Regions from separate parts of the Homo sapiens genome. Here all the other regions are linked to region 2. Evidence: chromatin loops called from intact Hi-C (ENCODE). Cell type or tissue: heart right ventricle. All regions are shown on one strand. Links, peaks and the distances in the headings refer to the core of each region. The heading gives the core; the rest is flanking DNA.

The links. A loop is a pair of places that touch in the nucleus more often than their neighbours do. Peaks named below come from ENCODE experiments on the same cell type or tissue, not always from the same donor. Only the 100,000 strongest peaks of a DNase experiment are listed, where the experiment ranks them.
Region 1: a loop joins it to region 2, with 1.9 times the contacts of the local background. A loop is called at or near these places in 37 of 110 quality-filtered maps.
Region 3: a loop joins it to region 2, with 4 times the contacts of the local background. A loop is called at or near these places in 26 of 110 quality-filtered maps.
Region 4: it touches region 2 in a loop (6-fold over the local background); 8 of 110 quality-filtered maps call a loop at or near these places.

Annotation. Positions count from the first base shown.
Region 1 is chr7:74,447,556-74,453,442 of GRCh38, forward strand. No RefSeq gene overlaps it. Among named protein-coding and RNA genes, the nearest start is that of GTF2IRD1, 3.4 kb to the right of the region's middle. RefSeq lists an enhancer at 4,647-5,166. In heart right ventricle, for the core only: CTCF peaks have their summits at 2,548 (motif pointing right) and 2,763; a DNase peak (open chromatin) is centred at 2,507; H3K27ac peaks cover 173 bases.
Region 2 is chr7:74,532,061-74,537,947 of GRCh38, forward strand. GTF2IRD1 (GTF2I repeat domain containing 1) reads left to right here. Exons shown (of 27, transcript NM_005685.4): 10 at 3,053-3,078; 11 at 4,107-4,215. It overlaps WBSCR23 (Williams-Beuren syndrome chromosome region 23), which reads left to right and starts at 532. Exons shown (of 1, transcript XR_007060383.1): 1 at 532-1,153. In heart right ventricle, for the core only: no CTCF peak of the experiment used is centred there; a DNase peak (open chromatin) is centred at 3,351; H3K27ac peaks cover 1,818 bases.
Region 3 is chr7:74,463,482-74,469,368 of GRCh38, forward strand. All of the region lies in intron 1 of GTF2IRD1 (GTF2I repeat domain containing 1), which reads left to right. Among named protein-coding and RNA genes, the nearest start is that of GTF2IRD1, 13 kb to the left of the region's middle. In heart right ventricle, for the core only: no CTCF peak of the experiment used is centred there; a DNase peak (open chromatin) is centred at 3,080; H3K27ac peaks cover 3,497 bases.
Region 4 is chr7:74,476,732-74,482,618 of GRCh38, forward strand. The region is part of intron 1 of GTF2IRD1 (GTF2I repeat domain containing 1); the gene reads left to right. Among named protein-coding and RNA genes, the nearest start is that of GTF2IRD1, 26 kb to the left of the region's middle. RefSeq lists enhancers at 1,183-1,764, 1,765-2,347, 3,608-3,657, 3,708-3,757, 3,768-3,817. In heart right ventricle, for the core only: no CTCF peak of the experiment used is centred there; DNase peaks (open chromatin) are centred at 1,360, 1,550, 3,770, 4,334 and 1 weaker place; H3K4me3 peaks cover 2,741 bases; H3K27ac peaks cover 5,000 bases.

The sequences.
Region 1 (5,887 bases), core at 354-5,353, 85 kb before region 2:
TGGGCGTGATGGCGGGCGCCTGTAGTCCCAGCTACTCGGAGAGGCTGAGGCAGGAGAATGGCGTGAACCCGGGAGGTGGAGCTTGCAGTGCTGAGATCGCGCCACTGCACTCCAGCCTGAGAGACAGAGCAAGACTCCGTTTCAAAAAAAAAAAAAAAAAAAAAGAATAAATAGCAATGTATCAGATAAACTTGTCATCCTGAAAAGACAGGGAAAGCCAGGGAGACAGGAAAAAGGAATGGCAGGTGTCCGGCCAGGAGCCTTGAGGGCCACACGCTGCCTCCACACACTCCTGGGCTGCTGTGGGTTTGGCCTGCTTTTGCGGTCCTGCAGTTTGCCCCCCCGGAGGGCACTGGGTTCACCATCCTCACCTTTGGTCCTCTGTGATCACATCTGGGGCAGCAAAACCCAGGTTTCCTCTGACGTTGCCCCCAGGTGCAGAGAACGGTTATCTTGTTGGAGATGACGGGGTGGTCCCTCTACCTGCTCCCAGGTCCCCTTGGCATGTTTCCTTCAAGGAACCAAGTGAGAGGAGGGGAGAAGTGGTCCAGGATTGGGGGGAAATAAAGTGACGCTTATAGGAGGTCAGGGATCCAGCCGTGAGCCCGAATGCCAGGGGAGCTGAAGGCTAGGTTCATATGGGCATTGCTTTCTGGTGGCCAGTTCTGCACCGGGCCAGGAGGAAGTGGCCAGCTTGTGCCTTAGGAGTTCCTTAGGATGCCCAGGTACACACTCACTTCTGCAAATGACCTGCATCCTGCATTCCCATCTGTGAAATGGGATAGTCCCGCCCACCGGCCAGAGGGTCCTCAGTAAGGTTCAGTGAACAAGAGTGTGGATGGCAAAAGCTTTACCAGGCCTCAGTTCTGTGACTGCGAGGCAGCGGAGAGGAAGGCGTGAGAGGGGCCTCAGTTTCCATATCTGCCTAGTAGGGGGAACCTGGCCAGAGCCCACAGGAGAAGAGCTGGGGCCTGTGAGGGGCAGAGGTGATTAGAGTCTGGCGATGTGGGGTTCTTTGCGGTCAGGGGGCTTGACAAAAGGAAAAACTTCTATGGATGGGGACAAGCCACTGGCAAGAATTTCTTTTTTTTTTTTTTTTTTTTTTTTGAGACAGAGTCTTGCTCTGTCACCCAGGCTGGAGCACAGTGGTGCAATCACAGCTCACTGTCACTGCAGCCTTGACTTACCCAAGCTCAAGCCATCCTGTCACTTCAGCCTCCTAAATAGCTGAGACTACAGGCACGCAGTACTACACCTGGCTAATTTTAAAATTTTTTGTAGAGATGAGGACTCGCTATGTTGCCCAGGCCTGATGTTAAGTGATTCTTCTGCCTTGGCCTCCTAAAGTGTTGGGATTACAGGTGAGAGCCAGTCCAAAACCACCTTACCTTACCTTTCCTTTCCTCTATTTCTTTCCTTCTTTTCTGTCTCCCCTCCCTCCCTCCCTCCCTCCCTCCCTCCCTCCCTTCCTTCATTTCTTTTTTTGACAAGTTTTCACTATGTTGCCTAGGCTGTTTTCAAACTCCTGTGCTCAAATGATCCTCCTGTCTCGGCCTCCTACAGTGCTGGGATTGCAGGTATGAGCCACTGCGTCTGGCCAGAATCTCACCTCTCTTTTCTTCCCCTCTCATCTCTTCTCTTCTCTTTTCTCTTCTCGTCTCTTCACTTCTCTTTCCCTTACCTCCCCTCCTGACCCCTCCCTCCCCTCCCTCTTCTTTCTTTCTTTCCTTCCTTCCTTCCTCCTCTCTTTCTTTCTTCCTTCCTTCTTTCTTTTTCTCTCTTTCCTTCCTTCCTTCCTCCTTCCCTTCCTCTCTTTTTCTTTCTCCCTCCCTCTTTTTTTTCTCTCTCTCTCTTTCTCTCTCTTTCTTAGAGACAGAGTGTCACTATGTTGCCTAAGCTGGTCTCAAACTCCTGGGCTCAAGCGATCCTCCTGCCTCAGCCTCCTAAAGTGCTTAAGCCACTGTGCCCGGCAGTGTTTGCTACAGTGGGTTACAGTAACAGAACATTTTTCCACTAAACTCCTCTCTCAGTGAAGGGAGCCGTTGTTGTCCTTCTCAGGAGAAGGAACTGAACTTGACAACAACGTGAGTGATCTTGACCTTGTCCTTAGGAAGAGCAATTCAAGCTAAAACTCTGAATTGGACTTAGTTACTAGATGAAACCAACCAATAAAACAATCAAGAACTATCCTTGATCGCTTACTATGCACCAGACACCACTCAAGACATTTTTCCTGCATTGTGTGTCATTTGACCCTCACAGCGATCTTACGAAGCCAGTTCTATCTTAGCTGCATTTTACAGATGAGGAAGCTGAAGCCCAGAGAGGCTGGTTGACTTGGCCTAGGATGCACGGCACATGTGGAGCCAGATGTCATTCCCAGATGTGGCCGAGCGGGGGCTGGACGTGCCAGTGTTGTACCACACTGCCACCTGCTCTCTGCCTGGGTGAGGCTGGGGTCATGCTGGCTGTTTGGCTCTCAGGGAGCAGAGAGGTCTCCCAGAGGCTGCAGGGAGCACGCCCCTTGAATCACCCCTGTTCCAGATTCTACCTGCAGAGGGCAGTATTGAGCATACACTGATGCTTCCCTACCAAGCCTCAGTTCCTCCAAGCCCTGGGGTGTAGGACTTGGGGTCAGGGAAACATTCGGCCTTCAAACCAACTGGGCCCACGGAGGGCATGCCCTAGCCCTGACACTGCACGGGCCGGTGCAGACATCATGGGGGTACCACGAGTCAGTGCGCGGCAGCTCTATCCTTTCGCCCAGACCCAGCAGCTCCACTCACAGGGCCACATGTTTTTGTTTTTTTGTTTTGTTTTTTTTTTTTGATGGGGTGGGGAGACAGAGTCTCACTCTGTCACCCAGACTGGAGTGCAGTGGCACAATCATAGTTCATTGCAGCCTCCAACTCCTGGGCTCAAGCAATCCTCCTGCCTCAGCCTCCTAAGTAGCTGGGACTACAGGTGTGCACCACCACACCCAGCTAATTTTTTTGTATTTTTAGTAGAGACGGGGTTTTGCCATGTTGGCCAGGCTGGTCTCGAACTCCTGACCTCAGGTGATCCACCCACCTCGGCCTCCCAAAGTGCTGGGATTACAGGCATGAGCCACTGCGCCCGGCCAGGGCTGCATGTCTTTAAGTACGTGACTTTACCCCACTGTAACATGAGGCCAATAGTACCCACCTGGCAGGCTTAGCGCAAGGCTTAGAGAACTTAAATGCAACCAACCCAGCACCTAGGAGATGCTTGACAAGCAGGGGCCAATCACCAGTGTTATCTACCATGGGGGCCACACTGTGGTCCAATGAGAAGCTGCAGGAGGAGGGAAGTGGAGACTCACAGAGGAAAACTGACTTGCTCAAGGTCATGCAGGTGATTAGACAAAGAGGCAGGGGCCAGGTGCGGTGGCTCACACCTGTAATCCCAGCACTTTGGGAGGCCGAGGCGGGCGGATCACGAGGTCAGGAGTTTGAGACCAGCCTGGCCAACATGGTGAAACCCTGTCTATACTAAAGATTAAAAAATAAATTAGCCCAGCGTGGTGGCGCGTGCCTGTGATCCCAGCTACTCGGCAGGCTGAGGCAGGAGAATCGCTTGAAACTGGGAGGCGGAGGTTGCAGTGAGCCGAGATCATGCCATTGCACTCCAGCTTGGGTGACAGGGCAAGGCTCCGTCTCAAAAAAAAAAAAAGAAAAGAAAAAGAGAAAGAGGCAGGGTGGGAGACGACCTGGGTCTCAGAGGGCCACACAGGAGGGTGCCTTGAGATGTCCCAGACCTCCTTACAACAGGAGGGTGGTGAAGGATGGAGGGAGCATTGGTGACTTCATTCCCAACCCTGACATGGCCCAACATCCTCTGTGGGCATGAGGGCCCCTCTGCGCCCTGCCTTGTGCTGGGCACTGCAGATGTGGCCTGCCTGGGAGGAGCTCTCAGTCTGATGGGTTTGTGGGTTTCCTATAGGAGACCTGGTCAGCCAAAGTTAACCCTCACCAAGTTCCTGGTGTGTGTCCAGAAGAGACCCCAGTGTAATTGTCTGACGGGTGTTCCTGCCGCTGCACAGGAAGAATTCACTGAGACCATGGTATTACAGCGAGAAATAGTTTTATGTTTCTTAATTTTTAAAATTTTTTAGACAGTCTTACTCTGTCGCCCAGGCTGGAGTGCAGTGGTGCGATCTTGGCTCACTGCAACCTCCGCCTCCCAGGTTCAAGCGATTCTTATGCCTCAGCCTCCTAAGCAGCTGGGATCACAGGTGCCTGCCACCACGCCCGGCTAATTTTTGTGTTTTTAGTAGAGACAGGGTTTCACCATGTTGGCCAGGCTGATCTTGAATGCCTGACCTCAAGTGATCCACCTGCCTCGGCCTCCCAAAGTGTTAGGATTACAGGCATGAGCCACCGTGCCTGGCCTAATTTTTGAAACACAGTCTCACTCTGTCACCCAGGCTGGAGTGCAGTGGCTGAATCTTGGCTCACTGCAGCCTCCACCTCCTGGGTTCCAGTGATTCTCATGCGTCAGCCTTCTGAGTAGCTGGGATTACAGGCATGCACCACCACACCCGGCTAATTTTTGTATTTTTAGTGACCAGGTTTCGCTGTGTTGGCCATGCTGGTCTTGAACTCCTGACCTCAAGCAATCCACCCACCTTCGCCTCCCAAAGTGCTGGGATTACAGGCATGAGCCACTGAGCCCAGCCAAAAGCGTCTTATTAATGCAGAGCTAGCCAAGCAGTAGGACTGGAGTTATTACTCAAATAAATCTCCCCAAGAACTCAGAGGCTAGGGTTTTTATGGATAATTTGGTGGGCAAGGGCCCAGGGAATGGGTACTGCTGATTGGTTGGAGATGAAATCACAGGGGTGTGGCAAACGGTCCTTATGCACTGAGTCGGTCTCTGAGTGGGGGCCACAGGATGGGCTGAGTCATGAGTCACACAGGTCCAGGTGAGTCAGTCGGTTGCCCGAATGCGAAAGTCTGAAAAACATCTCCAAAGACCAATCTCAGTTTCCACAATAGAGATGCTATCTATAGGAGGAAGTGGGGAACTCACAAATCTTGTGATCTCTCGCCACATGACTCCTGAGCAGTCAGATTATAAAAACGATGCGTAGGTTTTAGCAGCGTCCAGGCCCCTCCCATAATCCTAATCTCACGGCCTTTCGTTAGTTTTACAAAGGTGGTTTTGGTCTCTTGTATAAAAAGCAGGTTAGGTTTAAGGAGTAACTATTATCATCCTTGTTTCAAAGTTGAACTATAAACTAAATTCCTCCCCCGGTTAGCTTGGCCTATGCCCCGGAATGAGTGAAGACAGCCAGCGCGTGAGGCTGGAAGCAAGATGGAGTCAGCCACGCTAAACTTCTGTCACTGTCCTAATCTTTGCAAAGGCAGTTTGGCCAGGAGGCTGTGGGGAGACCTTGTGGGTTTTGCCAGGACCTGGGAGATTCTCGATCTATGTTTGGCTGTCCTTCTAAGCCAGAAGCTCCCTGGGGTTGGGGCCTGCCTGGGGTGAGTCCCTCCCTCCCTGCCATGCCCAGTCTAGCCAAGGTCTAGTTCAGGGATCAGGGCACCACGTGGGGGAAGGACTGTGTTCCTTGTGCTGAATTAGGATTTATGGCTTTGGGGCCGGATGGGAGGCGTGCGCACTGATTCAGTAGGAGCGCTGCTGTGGTGTGTGTGTGGTTGGTGGGAGCGGGGCGGGCGGGGGGCGGGGGGGCTGGTTGGGGGGACAGGGGTAAAAGCCTATCAGAGGGAGGTCCCATCAGACAAGATGGGACCAAGAGTCCAGTTGGCTCTGCTGCGACTTTCGGCCTGTCACTGCCTTCCTGCACATCTCAGGGGTGGGAGGGGGACAAAGGCTGTAAGAGTAAGAGGTACCTGGCCCAAGC
Region 2 (5,887 bases), core at 388-5,387:
AGGCTGGCCAGCGACCCCTTGGTCAGTGCCTATCATGTGGGCCTTCCAGTCCGGGCAGCCCGTGAGGGCATCTGACCGCTCCCTGACATCTGCCTCCACCCCCAATGCCCCCCCAGGGAATGGTGTAAGTCCCTGATGCTGTCTCGAACCCACATCTCCCCGACCCTGTTCTCCCTGATAAATAAATAAAACTGTAAATAATAAAACTGCAGGCTGGGCACAGTGGCTTACACTTGTAATCCTAGCACTTGGAAAGGCTGAGACAGGAGGATCACTTGAGGCCAGGAGTTTGAGACCAACCTGGGCAATATAGTGAGACCCTATTTCTACAAAAAATAAAATAAATAGCCAGGCCTGGTGGTATGCACCTGTAGTCCTAGCTACTGAGGAGGCTGACGGAGGAGGATCACTTGAGCCCAGGAATTGGAGGCTGCAGTGAGCTATGATCACGCCACTGCACTCCAGCCTGGGCGACAGAGCCAGACCCTATCTCTGAAAACAATAATAAAACGACAACCAATGCTGACTGTGTCTCCATCACTGGGTGGGGCTGAGGAAGCAGGCCTCAGAAAGGAAGCCAGTTTTCCCCCAAAATTATTCCCTGAGGCTGCCTCTGGGCCTGTGGATCCAGATGTGTGGGGGCCTTCAGGAGTGGCAGGGGAGTGGGGCCTCCAGCGTGAAAACAGAAGTCACCGTCAGCCTTGCACCCCCGGCTCTGCCTCCCAGGACTGGTGTTTTTGCCTCTGTTTTAATTTCCTGCTGGGTCCTCCCTTGGACATTGTCAGGTATGCAGGCTGGGACATCCCTTCTTTCCTCCTACATTCCCCCTAGAGCCCAAGGCTCTGTCCGTGGTCCAGCCACTCCATGGCAGGGAAGCTGTACCTCCATAATCAGCTGCCTGAGGGCCCCTGACCCACCACCAGGCACCACCCTGGTGGGGCTGAGGTTAGAAGGGAAAGAATGCCAGAACTCCAGTCCTGGAGGCAGGAGAGTGTGTGAGCCCAGCCCCGCCCTCTCAGACTCTCAGACCTTTATTTCATCCTCATTTTCCTGGCTAGAGGTTCCATGCATCATTTTTTTTTTTTTTTTTTTCAGATGGAGTCTCACTCTATTGCCCAGGCTGGAGTGCAGTGGTGCTATGTCGGCTCACTGAAACCTCCGCCTCTCAGGTTCAAGCAATTCTCCTGCCTCCGCCTCCCAAGTAGCTGGGATTACAGGCATGCACCACCACACCTGGCTAGTTTTTGTATTTTTAGTAGAGACGGGGTTTCACCATGTTGGCCAGGCTGGTCTCAAACTCCTGACCTCAGGTGATCCACCTGCCTGGGCTTCCCAAAGTACTGGGATTATAGGCTTGAGCCACCACGCCCGGCTGGTTCCATGCATCTTACCTGGATGACTTGGGTCCCTAAATGGGCCCCTGGGTGCCCAGCCTCCCCTCCTCCAATACATTCTCTGATAATCTGACCTTGTCATGACCATTGGGGCACCTGTTGCCCACAGGGTAGAGGCCAGGTGCCTGAGGACAGCACTGAAGGCCGTGCACCTCCACCTCCAGCCTCCAGTCACCTCACCTAGCTCACTGCTCTCTCTCCTGCAAAGTCTCTCCTGCTTCCCTCCCTAAGGGAAGGGCTGGCCGCTCACTGCTTGGGCCCCCTTGATTTCTAAGACACCTGTGAAGGGTCCCACAAGGCCAGGCACAGTGGCTCTTGTCTGTAATCCCAGCGCTCTGGGAGGCTGAGGCAGGAGGATCACTTGAGGTCAGGAGTTCAATGTGGACAACACAGTAAGACCCTGTCTCTACAAAAAAATTTAAAACTTAGCTGGCATTGGTGGCGCATGCCTATAGTCCCAGCTACTTGGGAGGTTGAGGTAGGAGGATCGCTTGAACCCAGGAGTTCAAGTCTGCAGTGAGCTATGATTGCACCACTGCACTCCAGCCTGGGTGATAGAGCAAGACCCCAACTCAAAAAAAAAAAAAAGGATCCCACGGTTCACCTTGTGCTGCCACGATCGGTTGGCAGCTCTGCTCTGTGCCGTCCTGTGCCTGTCACTGAGTAAGATGCAGGAGAAGTTGGGCAAAAGCCCTCAGGATAAACGAATAAGTCATTCAGAGTAGGTGCTGGTGGGAAATGGGCTTGAGTCACTCACCTGGGGCCAGAAGAGGCCCCCAGGGAGTTGTGAGCAGATTAGACCCTCCAAGACCGCCCCAGGGGTTGGCCCATGCTTTCCCTAACTGTGCAAAAATGGTTTGGGATAGGCTGGGTGCCGTGGGTCACGCCTGTAATCCCAGCACTTTGGGAGGCTGAGGCAGGTGGATCACCTCAAGTCAGGAGTTCGAGACCAGCCTGGCCAACATGGTGAAACCCCATCTCTACTAAAAATACAGAAATTAGCTGGGTGTGGTTGCACACGCCTGTAATCCCAGCTACTCAGGAGGCTGAGGGAGGAGAATCCCTTGAACCCGGGAGGCGGAGGTTCATGGGGAACCCAGCAGGAAATTAGAATAGAACCAAAAACGCCAGTCATGGGAGGCAGAGCTGGGGGAGCGAGGCTGACAATGACTCCTGTTTTCACGCTGAGAGACCCCACTCCCCTGCTGAGATCGCGCCACTGCACTCCAGCCTGGGCGACAGAGCAAGACTCCATCTCAAAAAAAAAGTTAATTAATTAATTAGATTAAAGTACAACAATTAGCAGGGCATGGTGGTGCACGTCTGTAGTCCCAGCTACTCAGGAGGCTGAGGCAGAAGAATCGCTTGAACCCTGGAGGCGGAGGTTGCCGTGAGCCAAGATCGCACCACTGCACTCCAGCCTGGGCGACAAAGTGAGACTCTGTCTCCAAAAATAAAAATAAAAATAAACGGTTTGGGATGTTCTGAGGTTCCAGACATGCCCTCTCCTGCCTGCATGTCTGCCGGATGCCCAGGTCTGTAGCTGTGCATGTGTCACTCAGTGACCATCACCAAAGGGGACTGGAGGCATCTCCCCGAGCCCTGGGAGAGTCCTCCAGCCTGCACTGTTCTCATGCCTGTCTCTCTTCTCTCCCCAGGATGTTTGATGAGCGAATTTTCACAGGTATGTGGGGACCATCTAGTCCATTCTGAAGTTTCCGGATTGGTTCCCCAACAGAACCCGAGCTGCCACCACCCTGGACTTGGTCCTCCTGAGCGCCTCCCCTCAGGCAGGGAGGGAGGCTGGGCTGTGGTTTCTGTGTCCTGGGACAGAAATGGGTCCCAGGCTTCTAGGTGCTGACAGACTGTCAGGACAACCCCTCCCAGCTTCAAATGCCCTGGACAGAGAGTACTAAAGCTGGACGCTAACCGGTGCCAGGTTGGTGAACCTGAGCCTGTGCCAGGCTCTCTTTGAAGCTGCCAGCATATTTTATTTTAATCTGATTCCAACAATCCTATGAAGGTGGCTCCACTCCACTACTCTCACGTGCAGACAGAGGAACGGAAGCCCAGCTGGTGAGCACGGGTCCCTGCTGCATGCCCAGCAGTGTGACTCCAGAGCCCATGCAGTGGCCCGTGGGCCAGCACACCTGTCCCAGGAGGAAGATGCGGGCTCTTCCCGGGGTAGCAAAAGCATCACGGTTCTTGGGGTGATCCTGGCACCCCAGTTCCGGTCCCGCCTCCCACCAGCTGTGTGACTTTGGGCAAGGTCTTGTGGGCTTCAGTGTCCACGTCTGTGAGATGAGGATAAGGGCGCCTTCCTCTGGGCTCCTGGCACGATGACATGAGAGCCTGGTCTTGTGATGCAGCCATGGGGAAGCCCCGGCCCTTTTCTGAGGGCTCAGCCCCCATAGTGTGTTGGAGGGCAGGAGAACCATCTCTGGTTGCTGCCTCCCATTCCTCCTGCCCCTTGCTCTCCCAAATCTCTGGCCACCTCTGGCACTAGGGCTGCTGTTCCTCCTTCTGGCGTCAGAGTCTCTCCCCAGGACCCGTTCCTGGCTGTTGGCTGGACGTGGCGCCCACAAGGACAGGCAGAGGCCAGGCCCTATCCCCGGGATTCCCCCAGCTTCACACACAGACCTTTACCCAGGGGCTCTGCAGCAAGAGGAGGCCAGAGGGCCTTCACCCTGACCTCCCTGACTCTCCCCACAGGGAACAAGTTTACCAAAGACACCACGAAGCTGGAGCCAGCCAGCCCGCCAGAGGACACCTCTGCAGAGGTCTCTAGGGCCACCGTCCTTGACCTTGCTGGGAATGCTCGGTGAGGCCCCGCCCCTGGCCCCGGAGGCCCGCGGCCAGCCCTGCTCTGGGCTGAGGCAGTGTTACCTGCAAGGGGGTACCCAGGGCGGCTCCCACCACACCACCACCCCTCGAAGGTGCAAAGGGAGGGCAAGGGAAAACAGACTCCACCTACTTCCCTCTGCCTAGAGAACTCTCACATAGAGAACTCTCCCGCCCCCAACATCTAGCCAGATGTCACCTCTCTCAGAAGCCTCTAAATGCCCACACTAGGCCAGGTGCGGTGGCTCACACCTGTAATCCCAGCACTTTGGGAGGCCGAGGCGGGCGGATCTCTTGAGGTCAGGAGTTCGAGACCAGCCTGGGCAACATGGTGAAACTCCCATCTCTACTAAAAACAAAATTAGCCGGGTGTGGTGGTGCGCATGTGTAATCCCAGCTACTCGGGAGGCTGAGGCAAGAGAATGGCTTGAACCTGGGAGGGAGAGGTTGCAGTGAGCTGAGATTGCACTACTGTACTCCAGTCTGGGTGACAGAGCAAGACTCTATCTCAAAATAAATACATGCCCACACCAGGCCGGACTTGGTGGCTCACTCCTGTAATCCCAGCGCTTTGGGAGGCTGAGGTGGGTGGATCTCTTGATCCCAGGAGTTTGAGACCAGCTTGGGCAACATAGTGAGACCCTTGTCTCTACAAAAAATAAAAAGTTAGCTGGGCGTGGTGGCTGGTACCTGTGGTCCCAGCTACTTGGGAGGCTGAGATGGGAGGATTGCTTGAGCCTGGGAGGTAAAGGCTGCAGTGAGCTATGATCGCACCACTGCACTCCAGCCTGGGCAACAGAGTAAAGACCTTGTTTCAAAAATACAAACATGCAGCTGGGCATGATGGCTCACGCCTGTAATCCCAGCACTTTGCGAGGCTGAGCCAGGCAGATCACCTGAGGTCAGGAGTTCGAAACCAACCTGGCCAACATGGCAAAACCCCGTCTCTACTAAAAATACAAAAAAAATTAGCCAGGCGCAGCGGCGCATGCCTGTAGTCCCAGCCACTCGGGAGGTTGAGGCAGGAGAATCGCTTGAACCCTGGAAGCGGAGGTTGCAGTGAGCCAAGATTGTGCCACTGCACTCCAGCCTGGGCAACAGAACAAGACTCCGTCTCAAAAAAAAAAAACAAAAAAAACATGGATGCATGTATACATACCTACTACATGCATACATACCTACTACATGCATACACACCTACCTACATGCATACATACATACCAACACCAGGTCTGATGCCTGTCCTGAGTGCCCACCAGACCCTGCCCCCAGCACTCAGCTTGGCTACCATCCACCAACACCCCCCAAGCACATTCTGACCTCTTAGGGGCAGGGGTGGGCCGTTTATCCCAGAATCCCCACATCATATCAGGCCTCTCCCTGCAGTTCCCTGGGAGGGAGGGAATTAACCAAATCATCTGTCCCAGGGTTCCTGCCACCTTCATTCCCCAGCCCCTTCCCCAGATTTTTAACCCTTTCCAGGCCCTGCAGGTCTCAGTCCCCCACAAGCAGTGATCAAACCCCCAGTGTGCCAAGCCTAGGATCCCCAGAGCTCCCAGATGGTGAAGAAGGGGGATCCCCAGATGGTTCACCCCAGGAGAGTGAGCAGGTGCCTGGCTCGGCCACCCCTGGAGATTGTGGTCCCTGGAGAC
Region 3 (5,887 bases), core at 415-5,414, 69 kb before region 2:
ACCTCAGCTTCCCAAGTGCTGGGATTAGAGGGGTGAGCCACTGCGTCCTGCCTGTTCATCTTTAAGTGGGAGAACAGAACACTAGGTTTGCAGGGCTGTGAGACTCAGCTGAGGGTAATGTGAGTGTGTGGATTACCACAGAGCCCTGGAGGGCCCCAGGGGCCACCAAGGAGCGGGTGGTGGGGACATGTGAGGCTCAAGCCTCCTGTGCCCCTTTGGGCCAGAGTAGGACCACTGTTGTTTTTTGTTTTTTTTTTTTTGAGACAGAGTCTCACTCTGTCGCCCAGGCTGGAGTGCAGTGGCGTGATCACGGCTCACTACAACCTCCGCCTCCCGGGTTCAGTTGATTCTCCTGCCTCAGCTTCTCGAGTAGCTGGGATCACAGGTGCGTGCCACCACACCCGACTAATTTTTGTATTTTTAGTAGAGGCGGAGTTTCACCATGTTGTCCAGGCTGGTTTCGAACTCCTGACCTCAAATGATCCACCCATCTTGGCCTCCCAGAGTGCTGGAATTACAGGTGTGAGCCACCGCGCCCTGCCCTAGGACCACTTTTACCAGAGTTACCTGTTAGAGCTCTAAATACAGTTCTGGTTGCTAAATGTTTGGAATCCACTGCTGCCTGAGGTCAGCCCTGTGTGAACAGTGGCTATTCTGGTGAATGTTTTTGTGGCTAGAGCCTAGATTATGGTGGTTTACGGACTCCAGCCTGTCACTTGCCTGAGGCTGAGCCTCAGTTTGACCCTCTAGAAAATGGAACCACAGCAAGTACCTCCACAGGTTTGCCAGGTGGGCATGAATGAAGCAGGGGAGCCCAGCAAGAGTTTGTCAGTTTCCCATTGGCAAATCCATGAGTTTCCCAGGGCTCTCGGCTTCCTAAGGAGATGGAGCTTCCTGGGTGATCACATGTCTTGCGTGGGTGTCTTGAGAGATTTGGGGGGTTTTTACTTTGTTGTTTTTGTTGTTGTTATTTGTTTGTTTTTGAAACAGAGTCTCCTTCTGTCACCCAGGCTGGAGTGTAGTGGTGTGATCACGGCTCATGGCAGCCCCCCTCCTCCTGGGTTCAGGCACTTCTCCCGCCTCAGCCTCCCAAATAGCTGGGATTACAGGCACCTGCCACCACACCCGGCTAATTTTTGTGTTTTTAGTAGAGACGGGGTTTCGCCATGTTGGCCAGGCTGGTCTCGAACCCCTGACCTCGAGTGATCCACCTGCCTCAGCCTCCCAAAGTGCTGGGATTACAGACATGAGCACAAGCCACCGCGCCCAGCTGGTTTTTACTTTGTTATTTAATTTGTTATTTGTGAAATCGTTGTGGCCCCTCTCTAATGAAGGTTGCCCCAAGTACCTTTCCCCTGTACCCCACCCTTGCCTCCCACCCCTACCGGGTTCCCCAAAGTCCTCAAAGGCTGGACCCTGGGGCCAGCACTCGGTGGGTAGCCTGGAAAGAGGTTAGCCCTGTGCAGGAAGGAAGGCCCTTGGGTGCTCCTGGGTGGCTCCTTGCAGCAGACAAGACCCACCGCCCACCCACCTGGCTCCAGGGTGGTCCTGGCAGCTCCAAGGGGTCTTGTGACTCTCTCAGTCTGATGTTTCTCTCATGTTTATCCAGGAGCTGGTTTTTCAGGCATGGCCGCTTCTTGCAGTGAGGCCAGGTGGGGAGAGGCAGGGCTTTGGGGAAGGAGGTGGTTACCTCTGCTCCCAGGGCACACCCTGGCTGCCAGCTGTGGGTGCAGCCCTCTGGGCAGGTGGGCAAACCACATCCTCCCTCTTTGATCCTGGTCCACCTCCCCACCTGCCCCGGGCCACCAGCTCCCTGAGATATTCTCTTCTCAGCATATCCAAAGGAGAGATGCTCTTGGTGGCCCTGGGTCAGAGGCCAGGGCTCCCTCACTTCACAGCAGGGTGCAGTGGAACCATCAGGGTCTTTGAAGCCAGACACACCTAGGTTCAAATCCCAGCCTGACTGCTGAGCTGCTGTGTGACCACAGGCAAGTGACTGTACCTCTCTGAGCCTCATCTGAAAAAACAAGGATAGTTTTCTTATATAGTATTGCCAGGTTCTTGGGAAAATCAGTGTATTCAGTTGCGGGGAGCTAGCTGCCATCTCAGTGAAGAACACTTTGTCAGCTTGTCACGTGATGACCCCAGAAGCTGGCCCTGTGGGAGCCCCACTCCCCCAGACAGTGAACCTTGGACCCCATCATTCCAAGATCTGTTCTTATTTTCTGCCTGTCTGGGACACACCCCCTCTGTCCGTGGGGTGTGGGGTGTGGGGTGTGGCATGCCTCAATTTATTTATTTTTTTTGAGACAGAGTCTTCCTCTGTTGCCCAGGCTGGAGTGCAGTGGCAGGATCTCGGCTCACTGCAACCTCTACCTCCTGGGTTCAAGTGAGTCTCCTGCCTCAGCCTCCCGAGTAGCTGGGATCACGGGCGCCCGCCACCATGCCTGGCTAATTTTTTGTATTTTTAGTAGAGACAGGGTTTCACCATGTTGCCCAGGCTGGTCTTGAACTCCTGGCCTCAAGTGATCCACCCGCCTTGGCCTCCCAATGTGTTGGGATTATAGGCATGAGCCACTGCACCCGGACAGCATGCCTCGGTTTCTGCTTCTGCAAACTGGGAAAACCTCAAAGGTAGAACTGGTTGGTCCCCTTGGCCTGCCGACCCCTTAGCCCCTCAAGGTCACAGTCAGCCATCCCGCTTGTTAGAGGCCAGGCCCTGTTCTGGGGCGGGGGCTACCTGTGGCTGCTTAGGGGACGGGAGACAATGCCACTCCCAGGTGTGTTTGATGGCAGCCTGCAGAAGTGGCTTTCTGCATGGCCCTGGAGGACGGTGATTTGGACAGAAGCGTAGGGCCAGAGACAGGACGTGACGGTGGGGCTGCTGCATTGGCTCCAGGTAAAGATCTGTATCTGATGGCCTCACTCCCAGGCAGCTCAGGGGTTCCCGTGGCTCCTGGAAAAGCTACAGACTAGGCATGGCCAGGCCCTGCCTGTGTCTCTCTGTGCCAGCCACGATGAGCCTCATCGTTTCTAAAACGTACTGTGCTCCGTCTCGCTTCCTGGAACGCTGCTGCCTCTCCCCTAGAGCGTGCGTAATGCTCCCCGGCTGTGTCCCTGGGCTGATTTCTCGTTGCAGGTCTCAGCTGGGTTGTCACTCCTCTCTGCAAAGCTTCCCTGACCTCATCTCCCTCTCCAGGTCACGTTAGGTGCCTCTTGTCTGTGTCCCCAGCCACAGCCCGCATCACAAACAAGACTATAATTGCCCTCGTGCTTGTCTGTCACCTTCACAGACAGAGTGTGACTTCCAGTGGGTCACGGCCCCATCATCATGTTGTCCTCCGCATCCCTGACCTTAGCACCCTGCCTGTTGCGGAGTGGGCATCCTGTGCAACCTTGTCAAGTGAATTAGAAGCAAGCTCGGGGTGGGGGCCCATGAAGGGTGGGGGCCTCCTCCACCCTTTTTCTTTCTTTTTTTTTTTTTTTGGAGACAGGGTCTCGCTCCATTGCCCAGGCTGGAGTGCAGTGGCATGATCTCGGCTCACTGCAACCTCCGCCTCATGGGTTAAAGCAATTCTGCCTTAGCCCTCCCCAGTAGCTGGGACCACATGCACCTGCCAACACACCCGGCTAGTTTTTGTATTTTTAGTAGAGATGGGGTTTCATCATGTTGGCCAGGCTGGTCTCAAACTCCTGACCTCAAGTGATCCACCCGCCTCAGCCTCCCAAAATGCTGGGATTACAGGGGTGAGCCCCCATGCCCGGCCCCTCTCCATCCTTCAATCCCAGCTCTCGTTGGCGCTCCTCTACCCATCCCAGGAGCTGCTTCTGCCGGCCTGGCTGTGGCGTTCAGAGGCATCTGGAGGGCAGTGGCGATGGCAGTGGGGGCAGCTTGTCTCTCTGAGCCGAGTACAGCCCAATTTGGAGCGTTTCCCTCCAGGAAAGGCAGCTGATGTGTGCAGACAGCACAAGTGTGGAGTGCCAGAACAGTTAATCCTCTGGGCTATTTATTTATTTATTTATTTTGTTTTGTTGTTGAGATAGAGTCTTGCTCTGTCGCCCAGGCTGGAGTGCAGTGGCGTGATCTTGGCTCACTGCAACCTCCACCTCCCAGGTTCAAGCGATTTGCCTGCCTCAGCTTCCCGAGTAGCTGGGATTACAGGCATGCACTACCACACCTAGCTAATTTTTGTATTTTATTTTGTATTTAATTTTTTATTTTTATTTTTTGAGTCAGAATCTCGCTCTGTCACCCAGGCTGGAGTGCAGTGGTTTGATCTCGACTCACTGCAACCTCTGACTCCTGGTTTCAAGCGATTCTCCTGCCTCAGTCTCCTGAGTAGCTGGGATTACAGGCGCCCGCCACTGCTCCCGGCTAATTTTTGTATTTTTAGTAGAGACGGGGTTTCACCATGTTGGACCAGACTGGTCTTGAACTCCTGTCCTCAGGTGATCCGCCTCTGGGCTATTTAGACACACATGCTTGTGTGCATGCATGGGTGTGTATATGCACATGTATGTGACATTCCTGAGGCCACCGGCGGTGACGAGGCCTGATTACTTGACGTTCTGCTGAATCCTGACTACTAGCCTGGAGCTTTACTCCCCAGTGTACACAGCTCCCCGAGTCCTGGTTAGTGGTAAAGAGGGGACTGTCCCCTGTCATTTAGGGCTGCATTTGGCTACAGGTAATTAAACACCCAACTGTAAATATAGCAAATATCTAAATATTAAGCCAGGTCAGGTGCAGCAGCTCAGGCATGTAATTTTAGCACTTCGGAAGGCCGAGATGGGCAGATTGCTTGAGCTTAGGAGTTTGAGACCGGCCTGGGCAACGTAGTGAGACCCTGTTCTCTACAAAACATAAAAATAATTTAAAAAAAAAAAAAAAACCCAGCCAGGCCGCAGTGGCTCACTCCTGTAATCCCAGCACTTTGGGAGGCTGAGACGCGCAGATCACAAGGTCAGGAGTTCAAGACCAGCCTGGCCAACATGGTGAAACCCCATCTCTACTAAAAATACAAAAAATTAGCCGGGCGTGGTGGCACGTGCCTGTAATCCCAGCTACTTGGGAGGCTGAGACAGGAGAATCACTTGAACCTCGGAGGCAGAGGTTGCAGTGAGCCAAGACTGTGCTACTGCACTCCAGCCTGGCGACAGAGCAGCGAGACTCCATCTCCAAAAAAAAAAAAAACTGTGTGTGTGTGTGTGTGTGTGTGTGTGTGTGTGTGTGTGTGTGTGTAGCCTGGCAGACTTTAGATATTAAACCTGACAGTTAAACAAAAAGGAGTTTATTTATTCCTCATAAGAAAATATGGAAGGGCCGGGCGCGGTGGCTCACGCCTGTAATCCCAGCACTTTGGGAGGCCAAGGCAGGCAGATCATGAGGTCAGGAGAGCGAGACCATCCTGGCTAACATGGTGAAACCCCGTCTCTACTAAAAATACAAAAAAATTAGCCGGGCGTGATGGTGGGCGCCTGTAGTCCCAGCTACTCGGGAGGCTGAGGCAGGAGAATGACGTGAACCCGGGAGGTGGAGCTTGCAGTGAACCGAGATCGAGCCACTGCACTCCAGCCTGGACGACAGAGCGAGACTCCATCTCAAAAAAAAAAAAAATATGGAAGGTATTTGGAGGATAGGATGGGTACTTATGAGTAGGTATTTGGAGGCTGGGATGGGTACCTGTGAGTAGGTATTTGGAGGCTGGGGTAGGAGCGTGGTGATGCTTTTCAGGGTTCAGTGATGTCTCCAGAGACTTGATTCTGTTCTTCTCTACCATGTTGGATTTTCTTTTTTTTTGTAAGTTTATTTTAAAACTATTCCTTTAAAGTGTATAATTCAGTGTTTTTTTTAAAATATATTCACAGAGTTGTGCAGTATTCATCA
Region 4 (5,887 bases), core at 655-5,654, 55 kb before region 2:
GCTCCTGGGCCGATGCCAGCCATCCATCCTGGATGTGCCCACGCCTGGTCACTCCCCACATGAGGAGCTGATGATCTTTGGTCACCGTTTATAAACTTTAGCTTCTCTTTCCTCACCCAGGAGCTCCAGGGCAAGGAGTGGGCCTGATTCACCCCCGTTCAGGGACTGGGTCCTAACAGGTGTGGTGAAAATGAGCACTTAGTCAGCGTCCCACAGCATCTAAAAGACGGGAACAAGGGCTGAGGATGTGGGTAGGCCCAAGACTGGAAATAGGGAAGCCTCTGGAATGGGGACTAGAAGATGAAAGGGCTCTGGAAGATGGGGCATCCAAGTGTTTAAAGCAAGAACGGGGCTGGGCGTGGTGGATCGCGCCTGTAATCCCAGCACTTTGGGAGGCTGAGGAGGGAGGATCACTTGAGGCCAGGAGTTTGAGACCAGCCTGGCCAACATGGTGAAACCCCATCTCTACTAAAAATACAAAAATTAGCCACACATGCCAGTGCGCACCTGTAATCCCCGCTACTCAAGAGGCTGAGTCAGGAGAATCACTTGAACCTGAGAGACAGAGGTTGCAGTGAGCTAAGATCGCACCAGTGCACTCCAGCCTGGGCGACAGTTTTTTTTTTGTGTCCAAAAAAAAAAGAGGTGCGGGGAGGGCCAGAGGGCATTTGGGGTGGGACGGGGCAGGGCAGGGCTGGGTGACTGGAATGGGGTGACTATAATGAATGCTTTGGAGTAGGTCAGGGCAGGTGGGGAGGCCAGATGCCAGGGGAGGGAGGGGGCATGGGGATCCTTCCATCTGGGGCCAAGGATGGCAAGGCCCTCAGACAACTTCTAGCCCAGGTTCTCCATTGACAGATGGAGAAACTGAGGCCCAGGGAGGGGCAGTGCTAGTGCTGAGGTTTTACATAGCAGGTGGGCTGTTCCCCAGCCCACTGCAGGGCATAGCCTGCCCTGGGACACCTGTCCTCACCCGTTGGCTCAGTGGTTGCAGGGGCATGGGTGGGTAGAGGTCGGGGAGTGAGCCGGCTCAGGCGGGCAGGGCTGGGGGCCCCGTGAGCCAGCGCCCCAGGATTAGATCACCCACGAGTAATGGGCTTTTTTCCGTCCAGCCTTTTCCCGACAAGAAAAGGCCTGATGTTCCTCATCCGTGTTGTTCTGAGAAGGCATGTTTATGTCTGGCAAGCGAAGGGTTCTTGGGAGACAGGATCCCAGGGCCCCCCTGCACTGCCTGGCCCCAGGGGTTGGCACCGCCCCAGAGCTGGTTTCCTCCCACTGTCTCCTGACACCCAGCCCCCACGCTTTTCAGATGCCTGCCTGAGAACAAATAAATACTTCTGCACCATGCACATGAGCTCAGATAAGCCTCCGGGGCTCAGCCAGAACTGGGGGCACCAAATGCCCGGGTTCCCTGACCCCTAGCTGGGTGCCAAGCCTGCATTTCCCACCCAGCACTCCCCAACCGCCCCTTGCGTGGAGGGACAGAGATATACTGTGAGCAACACGGGACCTGATGTCAGGGGTGGACAGCAGCTCGGCGGGTGATGTCAGCTTGAGCAATCGTCCCCGTCATCACTGCTGTTAAGTGAGCGGGCACTTGGTGTCCCCAGGCCCAGCGCCAGGCCCTGTTCACACATTCTCACGTGGGGCTCTCACAGAGCTGAGAGCAGTAGAATTACCATCACCCTTTTGCTCAGTGGGGAGAGGAAAGTTTGAGCATTGTGTGTGTGTGTGTGTGTTTAGAGACAGGGTCTTGCTCTGTCACCCAGGCTGGAGTGCAGTGGTGCGATCATAGCTCACTGTAGCCTAGAACTCTTGGGCTCAAGCGATCCTCCCACCTCATCCTCCTGAGTAGCTGGGATTACAGGCACATGCCACCACGCCCAACTAATTTTTATGCTTTTAGTAGAGATGGGGTTTCACCATGTTGGCCAGGCTGGTCTCAAACTCCTGGCCTCAACTGAACCACCCACCTCAGCCTCCCAAAGTGCTGGGATTATAGGCATGAGCCACCAGCCCCACCTTTTTTTTTGAGATAGGGTCTTGCTGTATTGTCCAGGCTGGAGTGCAGTAGCGTGATCATGGCTCACTGCAACCTCTGCCTCCTGGGCCCAAGCAACCCTCCCACCCCAGCCTCTGGAGTAGCTGGGACTACAGGCACATGCTATCACACTAGGCTAATTAAAAAAAAAAAAATTATAGAGATGGGGTCTCACTATGTTGCCCAGGCTGGTCTCAAACTCCTGGGATCAGAAACCTGGTGGTCATTCCAGGTGCCTCCCTTGGGACCCCCCGTCGCCAGCTCCTGGTCCCAAAGCTCTGCCCCGTCCTCCATCCCCTGCTGCTGTCTGCTTCATGCCTGGCTGTCTCTGGCCTGGGCTGTCGCAGAGACTTGGCAACTCCTGGCTCCCCAACTCCAAGCATGACCCGACAGTTCCTCCGCCGTAGCTTCCTGGGATCCCCCTCACTGCCCACGTCTCACCCCTGCCCCACACCCTGCAGCGAGGCTGACCTTCCGAGATCCTTGGCCTCACCCCAATGGCCACGCTGGTCTCTGCCCACCACTTCCTGCCCTGCCCTGCACACTCCAGCCATGCAGAGCTGGATTTGTTCCCCACCCACCCACCCACTCCCACAGCCTCTGGCCCCGCTCAGGCCCGACCAGGACACGTGGGCGGCCCAGGCTGGCGGTTGGGTTTCCTGGGCAGCCAGTAATTTGGCACTCCTTCAAACAGGTCTTTATTTATTCAGCATTTATTTCTAGGGGAGGTGGGTGCTGCGGTGGGGCAGGGAAGGCGCCTCCCTTGTAGAAGAGCAGGGCCTGGGCACAGTGCCTGTCTCCCCTCCTCACCTGCAAACGCCAACTCCCCTGGGAGGGTCCCGGCAGCTCAGGTGTCACCTCCTCCAGGAAGCCCCACCCTGACTGCCTCACCCGCCGTCCTGGGCTTCTTCCATGCCACTTATTTTTATCTTTCACTGAAGCATAATTTACTTCCAGTAAAGTACATGAGTACATGAATCTTTTTTTTTTTTTTTTTTTTTTGGAGACAGAGTCCTGCTCTGTCATCTAGGCTGGAGTGGCGTGGTCTTGGCTCATTGCAACGTCCCCATCCTGGGTTCAAACAATTCTCCTGTCTCAGCCTCCTGAGTGGCTTATAGGCGCGTCCACCATGCCCAGCTAATTTTTGTATTTTTAGTAGAGACGGGGTTTTGCCATGTTGGCCAGGCTGGTCTCAAACTCCTGACCTCAAGTGATCTGCCCGCCTCGGCCTCCCTAAGTGCTGGGATTACAGTCGTGAGCCATCGCACCCAGCCCAAGTACATAAATCTTAAGCATCCCGTGTGATGAATTTTCCCCCGACTTGTATACTCATGTAACCATCACTCAGCTCAAATCCTTGCACTGTGTTTTAATCTTTTTTTTTTTTCCCAGTAGTCTATTTTTTTGGTCATTTTCCCTGCCAGCCTGGGAATCCTTCAAGGGCAGGAGCACCTGCTGTTGGGCCCTGTGCGGTGTGGGACACAGTGTGAGAGAGTATTGGTGCCTGTGAGCTGGTGGCTGTGTCCCCACCCCTGTGATTGTCCCCACGTGTGTGTGTGACGGAGGCTGTGGCCGTGGGAACATGTGGATCTGTGAGCCTGGCCAGGGGCCCCAGTGCAGGGGCAAGCGCCCCCTCCTCCACTGGAAGAGAGCCTTGTCCGATCCCCCAGCCAAGGGCCTTTGCAGGGAGCCGTGGCCCTGCTGGAGAGTCCCCGCCGGCTGACAGCCCGGAGATTAGTCTCCAAGGCCACAACGCCAGTTGCCATAGGCACGCAGGCCCGCGTCAGGACTGCGATTTCTCATCCTGGTCACGCAGGCAGGCGGCCGCCCCTGCCCGCCTGCCAGGAGCCAGGCTCAGGCTTTAAATAACAAGGGTGGAAACCTGAACCGCGGAGCCGTCTGCCCGGCGGATCCTGGCCTCCCCTCCTGGTAGAGCAGGCATGGGGCGGCCTGGACCCCGCATACTGCCGGCGGCGGCGGAGTCCCTCCGTGCCCGCCCCGGGGGACGGGAGAGAAATGGAGAAACCTGAGTTTGGGGGCTCTCTTTGAGTGCTCCTAGTACCTGATGCACAGCCCGAGCTGAGAGGAGACAGCCCCTTTTCCTAAATCCCGTCCTCCACGTGGAGGAAGGACGCCCTACCTTCCAGAAGCCTAGATGAAGGGCAGATGGGGCTTCGCATGGCCAGGCCTCAGATCGGCTTCCCCCAGCCCCTCCAGGGAAGAGGCAGGCGGCTCCCTCACTTCCCCTTGGAAGGCAGCATGAATCCCTGTACTTCCTGGACTGCCCCTTTGCCCCCGCCTGGGGCCAACTTTCCTGTCATGGGGTGGAGCAGCTGTGTTGGATGGTTGGTTTTGCTTTTTGTTTTGCTCTATTTTTTATTTAAAAGGAAAATTTTTTTAGAAATGAGGTCTTGCTCTATCGCCCAGGCTGGAGTGCAGTGGCGCAATCCCAGTTCGATGCATTCTTGAACTCCTGGGCTCAAGCCATCCTCCCACCTCAGCTTTCTGAGTAGCTGTGACGACAGGCGCGTGCCACCACGCCCGGCTCATATTTTAAATTTTTTGTTAGAGATGGGGTCTTGCGATGTTGCCCAGGCTGGTCTCAAACTCTTGGCCTCAGGCAATCCTCCTGCTTCTCTGGCTCCCAGAGTGTTGGGATTACAGGAGTGAGCCACCACGCCCAGCCTGCTTTTGTTTTTAAAGGATGAGGTTTCTGTTGTTTCTTTCCAAATTGTAAAAGTAATACTTACCTTAGGTGACTTAGAAAATACAGAAAAGTAGAGGGAAGCAAAGTCAGGCATGGATCCCACCCTGAGATGCACGGTCTGGAGTTTGCATCCCGGGCTGCACTGTGTATGCCCCTGAGGTCATCCTGTCCAGTGTTGGAATCAGCCTCTGCTGGGCATCAGGTTGCCTGCACCTACTCCTTGTTTATATGTGGGTGTGTGTATCTGTGGATGTACCAAGTGAAAGCTTTGGGGAAACATCTTTGCATGTAAATCTTTGCATTTGGGATAATTAACTCAGGATTAATTTATAGAATTATAAGTCCTGGAGCGAAGGGTGGGAACAGAGTTAAAATTGAACTTCCTGAAACACGTCACAGCGTCACCAAATCGCTTGGCTGGGAGGACTGTGTGCACCCAGGGCCCTTCTGTGGGGTGGGCCAGGATTTAGTGTGAAACTCATGGCTGCTAGGCTGGGAAGAGCTCGACCACAGGTGTGGGGTTTTGTCTCCAGTGACATTCCCAGCTGGCTCTTGCAGCCCCTGCCCTAGTGACAGCATGGGGTGAGGGGGCCAGAGGAGGCTGGAGGTGGAGCCCTGCCTCTAGGCGGAACTGTACCATCTGTAGTTGCAGGGCAGGATTAAAAAGGGACAGTTTTGCTGTTTGTTTGTTTGTTTTTTTCTGTCATCTGACTGGGTGTCCCAATACCTGATGTCTCCTAAAACTTTTTTTTTTTTTTTTTTTTTTTGAGACGGGCCTCCTTCTGTATCCCAGGCTGGAGTGCAGTGATGCAATCTCGGCTCACTGCAGCCTCAACCTCATGGGATCAAGTGATCCTCCTGCCTTAGCCTCCCGAGTAGCTGGGACGACAGGCATGTGCCACCACACATGGCTAAATTTTAAATTTTTTGTAGAGTCAGGGTCTCTCTGTGTTGTCCAGGCTGGTCTCAAATTTCTGGGCTCAAGTGGTCCTCCTGCCTCAGCCTCCCAAAGTGCTGGGATTACGGGTGCGAGCCACTGTTTCTGGCCTTATGCACACTTTTCATTGAGAACAAAGTTATTTGTTGTAAGAGAAACACCTTGATAACTGTTCACACACTAAACTACCCAGGTAACCAGC